Regions from separate parts of the Homo sapiens genome. Here region 1 is linked to region 2. A link is an interaction called in ENCODE POLR2A ChIA-PET data of the cell type or tissue named here. Cell type or tissue: OCI-LY7. All regions are shown on one strand. Links, peaks and the distances in the headings refer to the core of each region. The heading gives the core; the rest is flanking DNA.

Region 1 (7,885 bases), core at 1,430-6,429, 77 kb after region 2:
ATACTACTTTTAACTAATGGTATTGAATATTTTTATCTAATATGTTTTTTAAATTTCCATAATATGTACTGTTTGGCATTACCCAAGTTTTCCATATATTTCAGCCACAACTGTAGCCGTTTTTTTTGTTGTTGTTGTTAAAAAAAAATTGCTAAAAACTCTTGCATCAGGAATTTTGGAAATTCTTCAGATGAGACAATCAGGGAGGATTGATCACATGTTGATAGAATGCAGGCAGCCTTAGTCATTTCGGTGGCTCAGTCACATTCTTTATTTCTGTCAGTTATTCTGAACAAAATACAGGTGGTAACATGACCTGCAAATGACATACTGTCACAAGCCCTGGGCTATCCTTTAGAATGTGCAGTTAATAAGCTCTGGAATGCCTTTACATGGGAAGTGGGGGGGCAGTTGTTACGGATTCCTGGAGGTGAAGTTGTTTTTATTGTCTTTATTAATTTAGTTTCATCTTAGCAGGAGCATAATCCTTCGTAAGACACACCTCCTAATTGCACACGTCTGGCTTTTTACCTCTTAGGCAATGTAAAGGAAAGTTAATAGGATGTACTTTTTAATAGGATCTTAGGGGGATCTTTCACCATTAAAATGAGAAAATAAGTTTGGGGAGCAGCAATTATTCAAACCAAGGAAGTTGAGTGAATCATTTAGAGTTATTAGGTAAGGGTTAATAGGTAAGAGACACTGAAATGAGGATGTGGCTGTGCAAACACCACATTTCACGGGTTTCAGATGAAACATGACTGTTAGGGAAGAGTCTGTGTAGGAGTCATGCATTCTTCAGTATTTCACATACACCTTGGCCTAAGCTTATGAGAAGCTAATAGCAGTATTATTTTAATTTTGTTTTGTCACTTCAGAAATGCAGATGTGTGTGTGTGTGTGTGTGTGTGTGTGTGTGTGTGTGTAGTCAGCAAATTAGTTACATGTTACCTATTTGTTGATAACTTTATAATTTTACTGATTTTTGAAACTGGTTAATTATAGAAAAAGAATTTGAACTTACAGATGTAAACTGTTTCCAAATTATAGTCATTTATGTCTAATATTCTTGCTCCTTTTATCATTGTTTGTGTAAATATTTATTGAAGACACCCCACTAGTCACTGATACAAAGAGGTGTCTGATGTCCACCCTGCTTAGAAAGGATTCTGTTAGCAGCTGACAAACTGGACCATCCCGAGGACCAGCACAGTGCACACTTTTCCCTTCCCTTCTCTCCTTTAGCCCATGCCATAGCCCTAGGAGGTGGGTGTGGCCACGGTCAGGGTGGTTGTGGGATCTGGTGTTGGCTGTGCAGCCGGTAAGTGCAGAGCCTGCATTCCCATAGCACTTGTTGCAGTGTGACTGTCCAGTGATCCCGGATTTACTGTCTGCACCCCCCAGTGACTGTGCAGCCATGAGGTCAGGGTCCTCTCTAGTGCTGGCCAGTTGTGAATTCAGTGAGGTTTGGAAAGATGGATGATTTTCAAGTCTCTGTGCCTAGTGTTTATGCGCCATGCAGAGGTACAGAGGAAAGGGTGGTGAGCACGCACAAGACACAGGGCAGGCCCTCGCTGCCACGGCCAATGCTGAGGTGAAGTTAGGACAGCCTCTCCAGTTTTCTCTATGAAGACTGTAAAGGGACAATACAAACTCATTAGAAAATAATAAACTCGTGTGTTCTACCCCCTCTTCAATAAATCTTCCCACTGAAATAATCCCAGGTGCTGGCTGATTAGATTAATGGGGAGGGGGCAGTGGCGGTCTCTGGTGGTGGGTGAGTGGCTCTGAAGGTGAGGACTCCAGCCCAATTGCAGGACATCAGCCACACCAGAGAGCACCTGGGGGAGGCCAAGCTGGCAGGCAGGGGAGTTAGGCCCTGATTGAGCAAGAGGGTATGGAGTGGGAGTTCATCTGCACAGACTTCGATGCTGAGGTCCCAGCTGCCTGGGGGCAGGGGGACAGCAGTGAAACCGGTTGTTCCAATTGTGCCTGGAATTGGCACTGAGACAGCATCCTGACCCCCTCCCCTTTTTTTACTCATCAGAGAAGGTCTTGTTGAAGAAGCGTAATTTAAAAAGACATTGAGGAAAGTGAGAATGAGCCATATGGATCGACCTGGGGGAAGAGTATCTGAGGCAGAGAGGAGAGAGCTAGGATCAGGAGCTTACCTGGAGGCTACTGGACCAGCAAGTCAGTGGCATGTCTGGAGCACAGTGAACAACGGGAGAGTGACAGGAAGTGAAGTCTGAGCAGGACATGGTCTGAGGAAGCCATTCCAGGGTTCTGCTTGCCTGTTTAATGAAAGAAGTCAGTAGGCCCTTTCCTAGCCCATTTTCTGTTGCTTATAACAGAATACCTGAAACCGGGTAATTTACAAAGAGGAGTTTATTTTTTACAGTAATGGAGGCATGTAAATCCAAGGTTGAGGATCTGCATCTGGTGAGAGCCCTCCTGCTGGTGGGGACGCCGCAGAGTCCCAAGATGGGAAAGGGCCTCACATGGCAAGGGTGCTGAGTGTGCTCATGGGCTAGCTCAGGTCTCTCTTCCTCTTCTTATAAAGCCACCAGTCCCACTCCCATGATAGTCTGTTTATGAAGTCAGGGCCCTCATGATCCGGTCACCTCTTAAAGGCCCCACCTCTCAATACTGCTGCTTTGGGGATTAAGTTTCAACATGAGTTTTGGAAGGGACCATAGCAGCCGTATGTGACATCAAATTGTCCCATTTGTCCCTCTCCTTTTTGTATTGCAAGTTTATCTAACAGGGTAGAGGTGCTGGCTGCCTGATTCCCCACGGCAGGCGGAGACCTGGGTTCTAAAGCTATGAGCCCCTACAGGAATGGAGCCTCTGCCCACAAAGCCCAGTTATAGCCCTCCCCCCACACACCTGCTTCCTTGCACACTTGTGTGCAATCTGTTGGTGATACACCTGCCCTTGGACTCCTTCCCATTGAGAAGTTACTGTCCTTTCTGCATCACTTTTTGTTGTACTCTATGCCTGGAGAGAAAATCTCATGGTCTACAAAGGGCACTCATGTCCTTTTCCATTTTTCCTTTCATGGATTTTCCCTGATCCTATGCAGACACACCTCCTTTACTGAAGGACTTATGATTATCATGAAAACAAAAACAGAACCCTTCTTGTCGTGTGCCTCAGGGGTTTCATTGACTCCCAGAGCTGCCTGATCAGGGTTCAGACACAGTACCTGTTCCTACAGAGGCCCCGTTGCTGTCCTGGGCTGACTCTCCTGACCATGGACGTCCTTATTTTCTGTGTTAACTTCTCTGACACTTTCCCAATGTTAGCATGGGTTCCTTTAGAATGACGGGGCAATTTACCATTTTCTCAGCAGATGTTGGAGGAGAGAGAAAAAGCAATGTTAAAGAGTTTTGACTGGGAAGAAAAAGAGCAAGTATTTGTTGGTTCTGGTTCTGTGGTGGTTGTTTTTCATTTGTCTTAATTAGATCCATGTTACCTTTCTATGTCTCATCTAATAAATGTATTTCCATTTGAGTCAGTTACATCCCTGCTCTGCTAGTAGATTTGCTTTTGATAGACACAATCCTGTATTTCCAGGGGTTTTTTAATATTACATATAAATTACATTAACAGTCGAGGTTAGCATACTGAAGAGATGTGCTCCTAGTTAATATTTTGTTTGTCCTTAACATTACATCTGCCATACTACTTTGTGTGGGTTTTTGTTTTGTTTTGTTTTTGAGACAGAGTCTCACTCTGTCACCCAGGCTGGAGTACAGTGGTGTGATCTCAGCTCACTGCCACCTCTGCTCCCAGGCTCAGGTGATCCTTCTTACCTCAGCCTCCTGAGTAGCTGGGACTATAGGTGGGCTACCACGCCTAGCTAATTTTTGGGTTGTTTTTGTTTTGTTTTGTTTTTTTGGTAGAGATGGGTTATCACCATGTTACCCATGCTGGTTTCAAATTCCTGGGCTCAAGCAATCTGTTTTTATTGGCCTCCCAAAGTTCTGGGATTACAGACATGAGCCACCGTGCCTGGTCAACATTTTAAACTATAGTATTTACTTAACATAGCTTGTGTAAGAACTTTCTTTTCAGCTGTAAAAATAGCTCTGTGGTGTGTTTTGATATGTATTTTAGCAGACATGGTAGAAACAAAGTTAAAAGTTACAGGTGTCATACATACACAACATGAATGTGGCATAGACATCAGTTTTGGTGTTAGTGATGTAAAATCAAGCCGGGTGTAAACTTGGCCTCCCCTTGCCTATCAAGCTAGCAGATAGAACCAGTGAGCTGGTAGCTTCATCAACATCTGGCATCTGGTGTTCACCTTTGAGTCCAAGGTGGTGATTCCAGTCTTCACCATTTCAAAGCTAGCAGGAAAGGAGAAAGAGGACAAGGAGGGCGAGTAGCTTCCTTTTGCAGAACCCAGCTGCACACGTCACCTTTACTCACAGCCATTTTCAAGAATATAGTCGCACAGCCACACGCCTCGGGGCATCTGGGAAATGCAGTCACTGCCACAGCAATCGAGAGTCCTGTTCACACTTAGCAAGAAAAGGGTATTATTCTGTTTCTAAAAGGAAAAAGGGGAAAATGAAGGAAGGAACACTTACTAATCTCTGCCAGTAGCCTTGGGCAAATCGCTCTTTTCAAGTCTATTTATAAAATATAAGCTAGTAAAATATTTACAAAAAAAAATTAAAAAATATTTACAAAGGGCCAGGCGTGGTGGCTCACACCTGTAATCCCAGCACTTTGGGAAGCCGAGGCAGGTAGATCACGAGGTCAGGAGTTCAAGACCAGCCTGGCCAACATAGTGAAACCCCGTCTCTACTAAAAATACAAAAAAATTAGCTGGGCATGGTGGCACGTGCCTGTAGTCCCAGCTACTTGGGAGGCTGAGGCAGGAGAATCGCTTGAACCTGGGAGGTGGAGGTTACAGTGAGCCGAGATCGTGCCACTGCACTCCAGCTTGGGCAACAGAGTGAGACTTCGTCTCAAAAAAAAAAAAAATTTACAAAGATACTGCCCTTCAAACATTTTCACAAAGACACAAGGTATATCTTTATATACCTTCCATATTTGCAGGCGTTTATTCTCAAAATAGTATTTTTAACCTAAGTCTCATTTAAAAAAATAGATATTGGTATTAGTTTTCAATTGCTGTATAAAAATTTCTACAAATGTAGTGGCTTAAAACAGTGCCTATCTCACAGTTGGTTTGGATCAGGAGTCAACACAGTGTAGCTGCTTGCTGTGCCTGGGGGTCACACAAGGCTGCAGGCAAGTTGCTGGCAGGGCTGCAGTCTCATCTGGGAGCTTGGCTGCATCACCCAGGTTATTGGCATAATTCATGTCCTACAGTTATAGCACTGAGGACAGGCTTCTTACCGGTTGGCTCTAGGCTACCCACAGGTCCTAGAGGGCCCCCCAGGTTCCAGGGTCCTCCCCCAGACCTCTGACAGTGGGCTTTCCCAACATGGTCACCTTCTTCCTCTAGCTAACAAGGAGTGTTCTAGAGTGAGCTTGCTAGCGAGATGGAGACATCATGGATAACACAATGTATTCACAGGAGTGACATCCGGAACCACTGCCATATTCAGTTGGTTAGGAGCAAGGAGCAGCTTCTGTCTATATTTAAGGCAGGGGATTCCACAAAGGTGTGACCATCAGGAGGATGGGTCATGGGGGCCTCCTGAGAGTGTGTCCACCACAATAACTGTTCCACTTAACAACACTTTATATTCCAAATGGAGAATTCCTGTCTGTTGGGCACTGTTATTTCATGGGTTTTGGTAAACTGTCAGTAGGGACTTTTTATCAGTTAGAAGCACTAGTCTCCAGTGATGCATGGAACATGCCCACACATTGAGAGAGTGAGTGAGAGAGAGAGAGAGAGCATGGATGTGTGAGGCAAATAGAAGGATATGTCCTCTGCTCTACATTGTGGTTAAATCGTTAAACACTTCTGGAGTATCTTTTTTAGCAGACCAGTGATATTGTACACAGAGAATGTGAGAACTCAAAATGGTCTTTCTATGAAGACGAGCTCAGGAACTTGCTTCTTCCTGCCTTGTTATCCTGATTACAACAGGTGCAAGTGTGAACAACAAGATTATATGAGCTCATACAGTATTACTAGCCCATTGTTTGTTTAGAGTCTCTAAGGCTTGAAGGAGATAACATACTCTAGGAAGCCCTACTCAGATTCTCTGCATGATCCAGACCTGGAGATGTGGTACCAAAATTAGCCTGAGAAACCTTACATCATCTATCAAATAATGTAGTCAAAGAACTATTTTTAAAAATCATTTACAGCCTAAGATCCAAATTTGTTTTTAACACCATAGTATCTTCTTATCTGCAAAACAGATATGGTAGATGCTCAAAAGAATCCGGCGAAGAAAAATACTTCTGAAATAATGAATAGGATTATTCCATATCAGAGGCCTTTTTGGATGGTTGTTGTGTGGTGGTCTTGAAATGTACTCTCTCAGACAGTGTCACATCATCATTGGTATATAGTCAATGTATTTAATATATTTCACTACCATTCTTACCCTAATACCACTCACTTCCCTAGTCGAAAATAAATTACTTAAATGAAACTGCCCTTGTAGTACAACCCAATACACCGGTCTTGTAAACCAGAAATATTATTCCTGGACTCTGCATCTCAGCCAGATGTCCAGTTGTCAGTAACATTGAATGTCATTGTGAAAGAATCCCATGGTGTCCATCTGTCCATCCATTCATTCAGCAGATTGCTGTCGAGTTCCCGTTGTGCTTCCAGTACTGCAGTAAGTCCAGACATGGGCACAATATGTAGGCCATGCCCTTGGGAAGTTTATAACACACATCAGAGCAATAGGTTGCATTTCTATACTCGTGGTTTATAGGGGTCCTCCGCTTATTCTCAAGGGATATGTTTCAAGGCCCCAGGTGGATGCCTGAAGCTACAGATAGTACTGAACTCTATATATACTATACATACATACCTATGATAAAGTGACATTTATAAATTAGGCACAGTAAGAGATTAACAGCAATAAGATAGGACAACTTATGTACTGTAATAAAAGTTTTATGAATGTGGTGTCTCCCTCTCTCAAAATATGTAATTATGGTACACCTGCCTATTTTTGGAGCGAAGTTGACCATAGGTAACTGAAACTGTGGATAGGAAAGCTGCTGTTACCTTTTCACTTGAGTTGGGAGGACTACTGTATAGTGACCCTCAGCATCTGTGGGGAATTGGTTCTAGGACCCACCCCCCGAGCATGGATACCAAAATCTGAGCATGTTCAAGTCCTGTGATTGGCCATGTGGAACCTGCAGACAGGAAAATTCAGCCCTCCATAGATGCAGGTTTCACATCCCTGAAATACTGTATTTCCCACCTGCGTTTGGTTGTGGTTGCAGAACCTGCCAATATGTATTCGACTGTATTCATTGAAAGAAATCCACATATAAGTGGATCCACTTGTGTTGTTCAAGAGTCAACTGTATAATGTTCCAGTGATAAAAATCATTTGAAAATAAATTTTAGCTAAAGCATTTCTACATTTATAGCTGGACATGAAGAAATGGTATACTATTTAAGAGTATAGTTGGCTGAGCACAGTGGCTAACACCTGTAATCCCAGCACTTGACAAGGTAAGCAGATCACTTGAGGCCAGGAGTTCAAAACTAGCCTGGGAAACAGAGAGAGACCCTCATCTCTACAAAAATTTTTTTTAAAAATTAGCCAATTATGGTGGTGCACACTTGTGGTCCCAGCTACTCAGGAGGCTGAGGTCTGAGGCTACTTGAGCCCAGGAGCTCCAGGTTACAGTGAGACATGCTCATGCCTCTGCACTCCAGCCTGAGTCACAGAGTGAGACCATGTCTCTAAAA
Region 2 (7,885 bases), core at 1,415-6,414:
TCTTCAGAGGAATCAAAGGGTTCTAGAGATCCCTTACTTCTGGGTCCAGATCCATGGAATTCTTTACAAAAAATAGTCATAAAATTCTTGTAAAACTGTAGAAGAGTCTGAGGTGGTGACAGGGATGGCACTGAAGCCAAATCCTCAAAATGCATCTAAGCTCTGTCTCTGCTGGTTGTGGCTCTGCTGTGCTGTGAGGTCCTATATGCTGCCCATGGTGCTTTCCCACTGTCTTGGGTCTCTAGATGAGAGAGGAAAATGTTCTTATGTGTAGCATCTATGCAGATAAGGAAGCTGTGGATGGAGATGGTGCAGTTGGTTGTTCACAGGTCGGCCTCAGCCTCGGAGTGCTCTGTGGAGGCAGGCGGAGCCACATGATGAGCCTGGCGTGGAGGGCTGTACTGGGGCCTGTGACCACCCAAACACCCTCTGTGCATGTTTTTTCACTCCGTGTTGAAGACGTGAGCTGAGAGCACAGCAGTCACGCCCTCCTGACTGGCTGGTCATGTGGGACTGCTCCTTGGGGCCCCTCAGATGTGGGTTGGAGCTGCGGGAAACACCCTGTAGCTTTTTGAATCTCTTCCACCCTCTCTGGACCTCTCTCCTTCTGGCTTTTCTTCAGGAAGGAAGTAGCCTGCATTTGGTGAGAGTCACTGAGGGTGTGGAGAGGCATGTAGTCTCGCTCTGGATGGCTGAGGCAGCTGAGTGAGGACTAAGGCACTAGTGCTTGCTTGAGCTTGTCTGCCCCATTTGCTTGAATCCCCTTGGGCCTTTGCTGCCCTCTTTCTTCCCCTTTGAGTGCCCTCCCCCTCTTCTAGGAGCCTCATCTTTCCAGGTGTGCTCCAGATGCTGCCTCTTCTTTGTAGTTCTCTCTGTTCCTCCCATTCCCAGCTTCTCCCCTCTGCCAGGTGTAACTGACCACAGCCTCATCTTTGAGCCAATGCCTTGTTTGCAGTGCTCCTCTGCCCCTGATCATTTGGATTGGTCGTCATTATTGTTACAATGTGTTCATCTTTCCACACTGAGGAGTTGTCATGCAGGCACATGGCAGGTGATTAATGAAAGTTTACTGCATCTACACAGCTTCTTGACACAGTGTTGCATTTCTTTTTAGAGGTAAGGTCAGCTTTGGGGAATAGAAGGGAACTGGAATAGGAGTAGAAGAAGGGAACTGGAATAGAAGTAGAAACCGCTGGGTTTAGTCTTGTCCCTGTCCGTGTCTCTGTCTAACAGCAATAATAGTGGCTATAATTTACAGTGTGCCTGCTTTTCTCCAGGAACCATGCCAGGTTCATTGCATGTGTTTCTGTAATTGTTAATGGAGCCTGGAAAGTATTTCTACTTTACTGGTGAGGAAACTGAAGCTTCAGAAACCTAAGTAACTTGCTCAAAGCATGGAACCAATGAGAAATAGTATTTTCAAACCCAGGGCTCTTTCTTGTATTCCAGATTGCCTTAGACTGTCACAAGCCTCTTTGAGCCTGAGATTCCTCAAGTAAAACGAACAATAATTCTGGTAATAATTCTTGCTCCACCTGTCTCACAGAATCATGTAAGGAATAAGGAGATTCTTGATTCTTGATGTGAAAGTGCTTTGTAAATTGTGAAGCACCAAGACAATATAAGATAATATTATCTCAAACCACTATAGATCTTGCTTCACCAGTTATTCTAACTTTATCACAATCACCATCTCTTCCTTTGTATTAGCTTCAAACCCTTTGCCTGCAGACCTGCTAAGATATCTCTTATCTTACAACACAAATAATTACCCTTCTGTGACAGTTGGAGAGACTGTGGTACTATCTCATTTTTTTCCTGCCGAACTTCCCCCAGTCCTACTCTCTCCTGATGCCTCCTCTTTCTAATAGCTACAGTCTGGTTTATAGGCCTGTCAGTCTACCCAGCTAGTGTTTCCAGGTTATCAGCCACCTGCCAGCATGAAATTCAGTAATTTGTTTTACTGCTCAACATCCGTGATGTCTGTAGTTTTCTGTTTGGGTTTTTTTTTTTTTTTTAGCTTGGATTTGAGATCCTAATGTCTGCAGTTTTTGACGGCGCTTACCATGTCCAGTTTCTTAAAATTCTTTCTTCAACACATACCCTCAGACTTCCTGTTCTCTCCTTTTTTATCACCACACTCATTTCTCTTTTTACTTCTCTAAATTGATCGTTCTCAATCTTTGTTCACTGTTAGGCTGCCGTAGGAGTCAATGCAGGGATGTAGTGTTCTCATTGTGACCAGTAGCTCCTCACTCTTGAAAGCATTTTGGGAAATGTGTGTAAGAATGAATGATACAATTACTGTGCTTCCTTTAGTACTTGCTTTAACTTGTAACAGATATTTGTGAAAAACTTCAGTACCTCAGCCTAAACAAAGATGTGCCCTCCTGTTGATTTTTTTTCAACTTCCATGCTGTTATCATGCAGTTATAAAGGATGGTCTCAGGCCTTCTACTTAGTTGTTGTCGTAGCCTTGGGAAGGTTACTTACTGTCTTGTAAACCTGTTTTCTCCATTGTAACATAGGGTGATAGTATTACCTTAAAGGATCGTTTTTGCTGTTAAATGAGATATGTATAAAGGGCTTAGCCCACTGTCATAGTGAGTACTCACCAAATGTTAGTTACCATCATCATCATCATCATCATCATCATTTGGTAGTGATAGTTTTCTGTTTGTAGATTAAATTTAGGGAAAAATGGGCAACATATTTGCAATACAGGTCAAGCATTTCTAATCTGAAATGCTTCAAAATCCAAAACTTTTTGAGTGCCAACATGACACCACAAGTGGATCTCATGTGACAGATTGTCGTGAAAATACAGTTAAAATTTTGTTTCATGCACAAAATTATTTAAACTATTCTGTAAAATTACCTTCAAGCTATGTATATAAGGTGTATATGAAACAAATAAATTTCGTGTTTAGACATAGGTCACATCCCCAAGATATCTCATTATGTATATGCAAATTTTCCAAAATAGAAAAAAAAATCCAAAATCCAAAACATATCCCAAGCATTTTGGATAAGGGATACACAAACTATATTGAACTTCCTCTTGCTATAATAATCATGAATCTTTGCATTTTAAACTGACCTACATGTCACTGCCAGAATAATCTTTCTAAAGCACAGGATTTTGTCATGTCTCTCCTCTTCTTCCTTACTACTAATAGCAGCTATTCCCCCATTGTATGCATTCTGGGGAGATCCAGTAAATGTTGGCAAAATAAAGGGCATATCTCTATTCTTCTCCTCTCTGGTGCCTAGCAAAATTAAGAAAAAGAGCATCAATATATCTATATCTATATGTAACAACAAGACAGATCAGGAGGTCAAGGCAGGAGGAGGGGAATCAGTAAATATTATCTAAAATTGCTAAACCAATAAATAAATGTTTATTTTAAAACCAATAGAGGCCCGTATCTACCAAAAGTATCAAAATTAGGAGGCAGGAGAATCGCTTGAACCCAGCAGGTGGAGGTTGCAGTGAGCTGAGATCATGCCACTGCACGCCTGGGTGATAGAGCATGACTCCGTCTCAAAAAAAAAAAAAATTAAAAACAATAGAGAAACCACCAGAGAAGCTAAAATATAGACTATAAATATCACTAATATATCAAATTATTAGAAAGAAAAAGGAAATGCAGCACACATAGCTAAAGAAGGAAAATAAAGGAAGCATTAAAAGAAACGTAACAGAATTACATTGGCGAGAGTGAGAGCACTAGGTATTTTCATACACTGCAGGTAGGAATGTAAGTTAGAAACAGCTTTTTTTAGAGGATAATTTGGAAATACATATCAAAAAACTTAAGATCTTGTACTCTTTGCAGCAATGCCATTTCTTCAGTTTATCTTATGGATAGGCTTGTGTGGGTGTGACAAGGACATTTCACTATGGCATCACTTTAACAGATAAACTAACAGCAGCTTACCGTCAGTTAAAAGGAACAGAGGCAGACCAAGGCAGGGAAGTGAGCTCTGGGTGTGGCCTAACGGGATGCATTTTCTGTAAAAAAGTTAAAATCAATAATAAAACTGATGAAAAGTCTGGGTTCCTTTAATATCCCCATATGTGGGAAATTCCAAACGATGTCAGTGGTCGGATGCTTCCCCCATTGATGCTTCAGGCTCTCATTGACCTTGCCTCCTCTGCTCATGTACAACACAACAGGAGATGCATGAAATGAGCTTTGTCATGTGTTTGCTGTGGATGACTACACCCATGAAAGAAAACAGGCTAGAGCTTTATATACTAAACTGGAAAGTATTCCAAGTTATATTTTTATGAAAAATATATGTGTAAAAATACATATCATTGATATATTTTTATGTTAAATAAAATTGCGAGATAGTGTGAATGGTATGATTCTATTTGTGCCAAAGTAGGTTTATATATACATAAAGTTTACATGCATAAGCTTCTAAGAGTGTGCATAGGAAATGCCTGGAAGGATACACAAGATATTTACCTCTGGGGGTGGGCATAGTGAGCCAGGGGACAAGACAGTATACTTTTTGCCCATTGTTAATATTTTTGAGGTGTTTTTATTTTAAAACAGGCAGTTTAGAAATTCATTTGTTCCCAATCATTTTAGGGTAATATTGTAATATTATATGAACTTATATTCTATACTTAAATTTTTTTTCCAAGATAAATTGTTTCCTTGAATTTTGCCCAACACATAATGATTGTCATGGTCATTGGATAAGACAGTAAATATTTTTAGGTTATAGTTTAGTAAAATAAGCTGTGTTACTAGCTTTACTGTGTTTCTTTTCCATAAAAATAAATGTTCATTATAATCTTAAGAAGGGTAGAATTTTAATATGTAAAGTTTCTTTTTATTCTCCTTTATTTTTGTGTTTTTATTGTCTGGAAACAAAAAAATGAATTGCTTTTTATAACCAATTATAGTTTAAACTTTCTTGCCTTGGTAGTAGGTTCTATGGGAGGTTTCTGCTCTGGTAAGCTGTGATTCTCTATGGCTGCCTGCCTTTCTTTCCAGTTTTGGGGGCAGCAGTTTGCTCTGTGGCCTTGATTCTCTGCTGAATCTAAGAAGATTCTTGATTTTCAGCTTGTTCAGCTTCCTGCTTGTTAGGATGGAGTGGTGACTTTCAACCTCCTCATGTGCAGGAGTGGAAACCTCAAGCCTGGACCACTTCCTTTTATAGTTTATTTTCTCCCCTCTTTCCATGCACTCCTTTCTCTCAGTTCTTCAGTACCTCTGAACTGTTCTGTGTCTTCCTTCCCACCCCTCCCTCTGGTAGTTCAGGGGTCTGCCCTTTACCTTCTCTGCCCGCATCGCCCTTCCCTAATGGCCCTGTCTCCCTCTATGGCTCTAATATCTGTACAGTGAAGTCTCCTTGTTCTCCTTAGCTTTGGGTCCTGAGTGTCTGGTATCTCATGGGCACTTCACAGTCGGTTCCTCCAAAATGGAGTTTATTTTCTGTGAGCCCTCCATCCTCCTCCCATCATTGCACCTCACCCTCCTCTCTTCTCCCACAAACACACCCAGATTCCCCTCTTCCTTTTTTGTGTTCATTGTGCCGGCTGATTCAGTGACTCTACCATCCACTTATTTGTCCAAGCCAGAAACCTGAGTGTTATTCTAGATTGTTCTGTCTTTCTCATCACCCTCCAAATCCAATCACTCACACAGTCCTGAGACGTTTGCATCTCAAAGGAAAAACACATTCATCCCTGACCCCACTGCCCTCTGTCAGAGTTCACCCTCTGAAGCCTGGAAGTCTGTCCTCCTGTCAGCCCTCCCTGCCTCCTGCATTCCACCCTCCATGCTGTCCACTGTGCAGCATTCCAGAAAACATCAGATGCTCCCCTATGGCCTACAGAAGCTGTCTCCCAAATGGCATCTGTAAGCAATTCATTGAGAGTGTAGTCATAAAATATTAGAAATTCTATGTATATTTATTTTTCTTTATCTCAACTTATAAAAATGTCTGCTTTTCTTTTTGCAATGTGATAAAACAATACCACATGCATATACTTTATGAGTGTACTAATAGAAGGTTGAATACTCAAAAGTTATTTTAGTGTGCATTGGTGAGGAAGCTTAGAGGCCATGGCCTATGGTGCATGGTCCCAGTTCCTCAGCTTAGTGGACCAGGCCCTCTGTTTTCTGGCCCCTGCCTGCCTTTTCCAGACTCCGCTCCCATTCTTTCTACATTTATCCCTGCATTGGTAACTGCTTCATCTTTAACCACATCCTTTCTAGAAGTTACCAGGCTATTTTATGCCATCATACTTTAGTTATACTGTCGCTTCTGCCTAGAATTCCTATTATGATTCCCATTTTCCATTCCTCATCCCAGCCCTGCCTTGCAAAGTCTGATTCCTTTTTTTTTTTTTTTTTTTTTTGAGATGGAGAGTCTTGCTCTGTCGCCCAGGCTGGAGTGCAGTGGCACAATCGTGGCTCACTCAACCTCCGCCTCCTGGGTTCAAGCAATTCTCTGCCTCAGCCTCCCGAGTAGCTGGGATTACAGGCACCCGCCACCACACCCGGCTAATTTTTGTACTTTTAGTAGAGACGGGGTTTCACCATGTTGGCCAAACTGGTCTTGAACTCCTGACCTCATGATCCACCCACCTCAGCCTCCCAAAGTGCTGGGATTATAGGCGTGAGCCACAGCACCCGGCCGATTCTTTCTTGATTCCTATCCGAGAAGCTTTCCCTGGTGCTACTCTGCACTCCACAAGTAAAGTCATCATGCTCTCCTTTGCCCTCCCATTTTGCAGTGCTCATTCGTTCATGCTTCAGCACTGTCTGTTGAGCGCCAGCCGTGTGCCCACTGCACCAGGCCCAGGACACAGTGTAGTTGGTTCACTTCTCTGCCTCTTTCAGTGCCAGCTGCTTAGACACAAAGGCTCTTCATTCTTCTCTTCCAGCACCCCGCAGGTTTGCTGACAGCATGCTTGAGTGAACGAACCAGGGAGCGAGGGCACTGGATCATGAACGTCTCTTTCAACACTAGGATTCTGTTTAAAGAAAAATCAGTCAGAAATTAAGGTGTAAATTTGTGGATGTCCATAGCCAAAGTCTCATTTGTTGTGCAATTTATGTTCACTTACTAAACTCATTCATTTATTAGTAACTATGTTTTTATATTTTTATATATAAATTTGTTGTGGGGACTCATTTTATGGAACGAAGTGTTGTGCAGTTCTAGAATCACAAATAAAGCCAATTGAAAAAAAAATGTGTATTTTGGTAATCCTAAAAAGTAGACATATAATGAGAACCTACAATATTCTAGAGCCATTATTTTTGGCTATGGCTATATATTTTGGCTTGACTTAATGATTCAAATGTAAACATTCAAATCACGTATTTTGGATTTGCTTTGGTTTATATTGGAATATATAGAACAGAAAAAGTTATTTTTGGGTGAAGAATAATTCACCTTACTAGTTACGTTGTCTTTAATTTAAGATATCTAACTATAAAACAGATAAGATCTGATTATTTATATTGCAGGCATTTTTTTCATAAATGAATATTTTACTGGATGAGAACTTTAAATTCACTTAATGTGCCTCAGGATTTTTATTCATTTAATATTTATGTATATAGGTCACAAGTTTCTAGAATATAATTCATAAGGTAAGAGTTACCATTATAACTGAAACTGATCATATTTTGCATGTAAGTATGTATAAGGAATGTATACAGTGAGCAGTTGAGACTGCTTAATTGGGTTAGTGAAAGAGTAAATAACAGGGAAGGGACAAAGGTTAGGGAATGATATATCTACCTTAATTACTGACTTATAACTAACACTAGTAATAATCAGACTGTCATTCTGAAGAAAACTGTCTGAAAACCCCTCAAATGATATAAATACACTTTTATGTTTTGAA

The links. ChIA-PET counts read pairs that join two places held together with the same protein. Peaks named below come from ENCODE experiments on the same cell type or tissue, not always from the same donor. Only the 100,000 strongest peaks of a DNase experiment are listed, where the experiment ranks them.
Region 1: POLR2A ChIA-PET joins it to region 2 with 6 read pairs; 2 of 35 experiments call an interaction of 5 or more read pairs at or near these places.

What each region holds. Positions count from the first base shown.
Region 1 is chr13:23,764,572-23,772,456 of GRCh38, reverse strand. The region is part of intron 16 of MIPEP (mitochondrial intermediate peptidase); the gene reads left to right. It also overlaps the pseudogene MTCO3P2. Among named protein-coding and RNA genes, the nearest start is that of PCOTH, 120 kb to the left of the region's middle. In OCI-LY7, for the core only: a CTCF peak has its summit at 1,750; no DNase peak of the experiment used is centred there.
Region 2 is chr13:23,841,598-23,849,482 of GRCh38, reverse strand. All of the region lies in intron 10 of MIPEP (mitochondrial intermediate peptidase), which reads left to right. Among named protein-coding and RNA genes, the nearest start is that of PCOTH, 43 kb to the left of the region's middle. In OCI-LY7, for the core only: no CTCF peak of the experiment used is centred there; a DNase peak (open chromatin) is centred at 3,522; H3K4me3 peaks cover 288 bases.